Linked DNA regions of Mus musculus: region 2 is linked to region 1. A link is a loop called in an ENCODE intact Hi-C map of the cell type or tissue named here. Cell type or tissue: heart. All regions are shown on one strand. Each heading gives the region's core, and the rest is flanking DNA. Links, peaks and the distances in the headings are about the cores only.

Region 1 (2,925 bases), core at 272-2,771:
TCTGACTCCAGTGATAGTGGTGGCAGGATGTGGATGGAAGGAGGGGAGTCCTCATCAACCTTCATTCTCTGGACATTTAGTCAATAATTCTCAGCTTTCATTTTGAATATGATTTTATCTTGTTGGCCTTTAAAAAACAACATTGCAAGAAAAACAGAACTATAGAACAAAATGTAGTCAAGGTTGCTTAACTATGAAAAGATTGATATTTCAAGTATATTGCCTCTAAAACAAGTAGGACTATATCAAGTGAAAAATATACCTCAAGGGGGAGATAACCAGAGTTTGAAGAGGCACTAATGAAACTGATAAATAAAGAACTTTAAATAGCTAATATTATTATGCATTATTATATATAAATTGTTATTATTATATATTATTTAATATACTATTAATTATAAAATCCTATTTTAATTTTAGTTTTATTTTATGTATGTGTATCTTTGTGGGCATATGTGCTCATGAATACTGATTCCTTCAAGACTAGAGAAGATATGAGATATCTTGGAGATGGATTGAGCAGGCCAGTGCTGGAGCTAGTAATCAATCTTTTGTTCTTTGCAGAAACAGTAAGAAGTCTTAAGTGGTAAGACATGTCTCCAGCCTCCATTTCATTGTCTTAATCAAATGTATGATTTTCCCAGAATATTATCTCTATATTCATTATCTTAATTTCATTTTTCTTTCTGTGATAGAGCACAATCACAAAAGCAACCTTTGACAAAGAGTTTACCTTACCTTATAGCTTATAGCCCCTCAGGAGGCAAGTCAAGGCAGGAACTCAAGCACGGCAGGAACCTAAAGAAAGGAACTGAAGCTGAGACTAAGGAGGACTTCTACTTATTGACTTGCTTCTTCTGGTTTGTTGAGTTTTCTTTCCAATAGTATCTCTTTCCCAGTGGTGACACCACCTACAGTGGTTGGGCCCTCCTGTATCAAACATTTTTCAAGAAAATGAGCTAGAGGTTTGCCTACAGACAAGTAAGGCATTTTCTCCGTTGAGGTTCCCTCTTCTCAGATGAGTCTAAGCTTGTGTCAAATTAACAACAACAACAACAAAAAAAAAAAACTAACAACAACAAAAAAAACCCAACAGCAAAACAATCACATTAAATGCGAGTCCTATCTCCGGGTCTCAGACAAGCTGCTCAGTGTCTCTCCGAAGGGAAACCCCAGTGAAATCTAAGTTCCGAACCCTGAATATGGTTGACATGCACTGGAACGACACTCTGTTGTTACCAGCAGATGTCACTGTTTACATGTAAAACTTCAGCAGCCCCTCAATGCTTTTACATTAGTTTAATTTGCATTTTCTTATTCTAAAACAAAACAAGCTCACTCACAGTTTCTTGTAAAGCCGTATCACGTCATAATTTTTCTTCTGGAAAAGAACTGTGTGTCCTCTAAGGAAGAATCATACATGTGAATGGAGACACACTTTTTCTATATTTAGTTACACTATGAAGGCCCATCAGAAAAATAAACATCACTGGGTGTGGTAACACATATTATCAATTCCAGCACTGAAAGGCTGAGGTAAGAAGATCAAGAGTTTGAGGTCATCTTAAGCTATGTAGCAAGACTCTGTCTCAGTAGTAAGGATAATAACTGCAGAACACCTACCGATCATCTCAGGTTAGGTTCTGTGATTAGAAGCATCCAGAACCAGATAAAAAGCTCTCCTCTAGGATTTCGAAACCCCTTTTGAAGAGATTAGACTCAAACAAAATGTAGTACCTTAAAATGTTTGCAGTCAAGTCATGAAATAAAAAAATGAGTATTATTTTTTATTAGGAAGATTGGAAGATATTAATGGTGAGAGTAGGTGGAAAGATTTATTAAAAGGAATGAATTTATGAAATTCCTAGCCAAATGGATGGACCTGGAGGGCATCATCCTGAGTGAGGTAACACATTCACAAAGGAACTCACACAATATGTACTCACTGATAAGTGGATATTAGCCCAAAACCTAGGATACCCAAGATATAAGATACAATTTCCTAAACACATGAAACTCAAGAAAAATGAAGACTGAAGTGTGGACACTATGCCCCTCCTTAGAAGTGGGAACAAAACACCCTTGGAAGGAGTTACAGAAACAAAGTTTGGAGCTGAGATGAAAGGATGGACCATGTAGAGACTGCCATATCCAGGGATCCACCCCATAATCAGCATCCAAACGCTGACACCATTGCATACACTAGCAAGATTTTATTGAAAGGACCCAGATGTAGCTGTCTCTTGTGAGACTATGCCGGGGCCTAGCAAACACAGAAGTGGATGCTCACAGTCAGCTAATGGATGGATCACAGGGCTCCCAATGGAGGAGCTAGAGAAAGTACCCAAGGAGCTAAAGGGATCTGCAACCCTATAGGTGGAACAACATTATGAACTAACCAGTACCCGGAGCTCTTGACTCTAGCTGCATATGTATCAAAAGATGGCCTAGGCGGCCATCACTGGAAAGAGAGGCCCATTGGACACGCAAACTTTATATGCCCCAGTACAGGGGAACGCCAGGGCCAAAAAGGGGGAGTGGGTGGGTAGGGGAGTGGGGGTGGGTGGGTATGGGGGACTTTTGGTATAGCATTGGAAATGTAAATGAGCTAAATACCTAATAAAAAAATGGAAAAGGAAAAAAAAAAGAATGGATGAAAAATCTAAAGTGTGTGTTCATCTGGTTCACAGTGGAAAAGTACTGTTTTGTTGTGTTGTTTTTGCTGAGAGATGAAAATATACATTTAGATAATATAGCTAATGAAGCTATGAAAAATGAAATGGATTTCAGGGTGCTGTTATAGGATCTGGGAGTAAGAACAGAAATGTCAGTGATGATCAGCCAAGTGAGCCTGTAATCTCTCTGCTTGGGAGGCTGAGTCAGGGTGATTGTCTCAATTCCAAACTCAGTCTAGACTTCCTAGTG
Region 2 (2,925 bases), core at 108-2,607, 500 kb after region 1:
TTTCCTTGAACATTCTTGGAGTGTTTCAGGGTTCTGGAGAATTTCAGTTCTTAAAATAACACTTGCCTTGCCCATTTGATCACAGTGGTGCCTGCATGCTGTGGAGAATGGAAGGGAGGAGAAGGAGCCCCCAGAGTTGCCTTTTTGTCTCTACTCTCCTGAAGGGTGTGGCTGTGCTTTTCCCACAGGGACTGCCAAACTGAAACATACTTTGCTCCACCCCCAGAGGAAAGTACTCAAGCTCTGTTATAGAACACTCTTGTTTCTTGGTCTGAAAGAGGGAACTGTCCTGTGTACAGCAGGGGATGTCACATACATGAAATCCAGATTGCTCACTCTCAAGCTGTGGCAAATCCTAGTGCTTGGACCATTGCCACCTAGCTCCTGGGCTTCTTGATCCTGCCTCTGGGCTGTCTTTGAGAATTTATAAGCCCTAAATTTCACATAACTGAGAAGTTCCCAAAACGATTGCTGTTACCTCTTCCTTTCACCCTTTGGCACAACATTAGGTAAGCGCTCCCATGTAGTTTAGTCTTTGGGACAGTAGTTCAAGTGTTCTGAGATTCTCTTTAAAGCCACTGCTAGTAGGACTAGGATTGCAGCTCACTGGTAAAACATATGTGCTTGGCATATACAAGACCCTGGGCTCAATCCCCAGAATCCACCAATAAAATGGCAAAGTCAATATTTCCCCTAGTCATTTCATAGTAATTGACACACTTGAGAAATCACAGGCACCAGTGCAGCCTGCCCCTTCATGGACATGCAGCTCAGATGCCTTCTCTGTGATGCTTGGGAGGTGATGTTCTCCTTGTACCTCTGCCCTCATCTATTTCTTGCAGTTCCTGCTCAACTGCTCCCCAGGTCTCAGTCTATGTACAAAGAAAGCTACCTGTAGGGAATGAAGCCAGCATTGTTATTTAACCAGGTAGAAGATGCCTCAACTCACTGCTTCATTTGGAAGAGGATAAAGTGGTACATGCATGACATGTGGTGCTATGTCATCACTGCACAAGGATGGCACACTTCCAGACAGCCTAGGGAATCTGTGGATCACAGTCCCCAGTACCTATACCCCAGGCTCTAGACCCTAAGATCATCTTCCTATGGGGGAATATGTTCTTCAGATGCAGTACCTCTGTCAAGCTCATTGTTAACTCTTCTCTACAAAACTGCTTCTCTCCAGAACAATTTCAATTTGAGTCTTTCTTTCAAATCCTCTTGATGCACCCTGCTGCATTCCTGGTACCTGTGCTACCTTAAGATGGAGGCTAATTCACCACCTTCCTCCAAGCCTGGAGAAGACCCAAGAGGATCCTGACTTCAGGTGAAAACCTCTGAAGAAGCAGCACATGACTCAGAAGCATCTTGCTAATGCTTAATACAGGATGATAGGTTAAAGTGAACCGGTATTTTTCCTTCGCCCCTCCCCAAGGCAAAAAGTGTAGAGGCAAGGCATGCACTGTAGACAATGGCACCATCTAGTGGTGAGCAGCCCACACCACTGATGACAGAACCCTCTGTGAGGAAAAGTCAAGCAATTAAAGTGGCTTGATCTGCTGCAACCCTATAGGTGGAACAACATTATGAACTAACCAGTACCCCCGGAGCTCTTGTCTTTAGCTGCATATGTATCAAAAGATGGCCTAGTCGGCCATCACTGCAAAGAGAGGCCCATTGGACATGCAAACTTTATATGCCCCAGTACAGGGGAACACCAGGGCCAAAAAGTGGGTAGGGGAGTGGGGGGGAGTGTATGGGGGACTTTTGGGATAGCATTGGAAATGTAAATGAGGAAAATACCTAATATATATATATATATATATATATATATATATATATATATATATATATATATATATAAAGTGGCTTGATCTGACATTGACTTGCGTTTCATCTGGATCCTTCTCGTAGGCCTTAAATAAAAGTGCGACTTTTTCTTTTAAATAAAAAACATTTAGTTCTATTTTACTATGTTCTCTGAGAAGTGTCACACTAAAAGAGGAAAGCATGCTTTTCTAAGCTAAAACTGTCCTTTTGAAGCTACTGCTAAGATGGCAGCAGGGCCAACACACTGTTCCTGACTGTCTTGGCAAAATTCTTGTAACAAATACCTCCTGCCTCTGAAGCAAGGTCTTGTTGTATAGCTCAGGCTGGCTTGGAATTTGTTTTGTGCCTAGGCCGACTTGGTTTTGAAATTCTCCTGCTTCAGCTTCTTGAGTGTTATGCCTCACCATACCTAGCTTGTAAATTTGTATTGGTAGAAAGGTATATGAGGAGTGAGCATGTACTGTCTAAATCTAATAGTTTGCCATCAAATACTTGGGCCATTATAGAAGGAGGCGGTTGGGGTGGACCAATTGGAGTTCTTACAATCCCAGGGAACCATAGGCATGAGAAACAACACACTGGCTTTCCAGCCTGAGAGTCATATGGAGGGGGAAGAGAGCCTCAGAGAAGCAGTCCGAATACTTACAGTGCACTCAGCCTACAAGCATTTCCTCATCCCTTGGACTCCCGCCTCTGACCTGCAAGGATTCTGATGTGGATGTAGAAACAAATTAAATTTCACATAGAATATCTAGTAGAGTAGACCTGATTTCTTCATTTGCTCATTTTGCTACAGACGCTGGTTGTGCACAGCCTAGGATGGCCTCATGCTCACAAGCCTCTTAACTGCTGAGATTATAGGTGTGCACCCCTACCTTCTGTTGGAATTATATTTATTTCTAACAGCAGCACACCTTCTGCTGAAGGAGTCTTCTCTGGGTCAGCATTTACAGTGGATTTAGAAGAGGTAGGAGAGTTCTGTGTTAGCTCTGGAAGTTCTGGAAGAGGCCAGACTGTTGTTACAGCTCCTAAAGAACGCCGCTGGCATTCTGAATGTATGTTCACATGCCTTCCGGCAACATTTCCCTTGATAAC

What was found. Hi-C counts contacts between places; a loop is a spot of excess contacts. Peaks named below come from ENCODE experiments on the same cell type or tissue, not always from the same donor. Only the 100,000 strongest peaks of a DNase experiment are listed, where the experiment ranks them.
Region 2: a loop joins it to region 1, with 8 times the contacts of the local background. A loop is called at or near these places in 19 of 42 quality-filtered maps.

Annotation. Positions count from the first base shown.
Region 1 is chr7:59,078,616-59,081,540 of GRCm38, reverse strand. No RefSeq gene overlaps it. Among named protein-coding and RNA genes, the nearest start is that of Ube3a, 150 kb to the left of the region's middle. In heart, for the core only: a CTCF peak has its summit at 1,247 (motif pointing right); no DNase peak of the experiment used is centred there.
Region 2 is chr7:58,582,986-58,585,910 of GRCm38, reverse strand. No RefSeq gene overlaps it. Among named protein-coding and RNA genes, the nearest start is that of Atp10a, 74 kb to the left of the region's middle. In heart, for the core only: a CTCF peak has its summit at 1,471 (motif pointing left); no DNase peak of the experiment used is centred there; H3K27ac peaks cover 390 bases.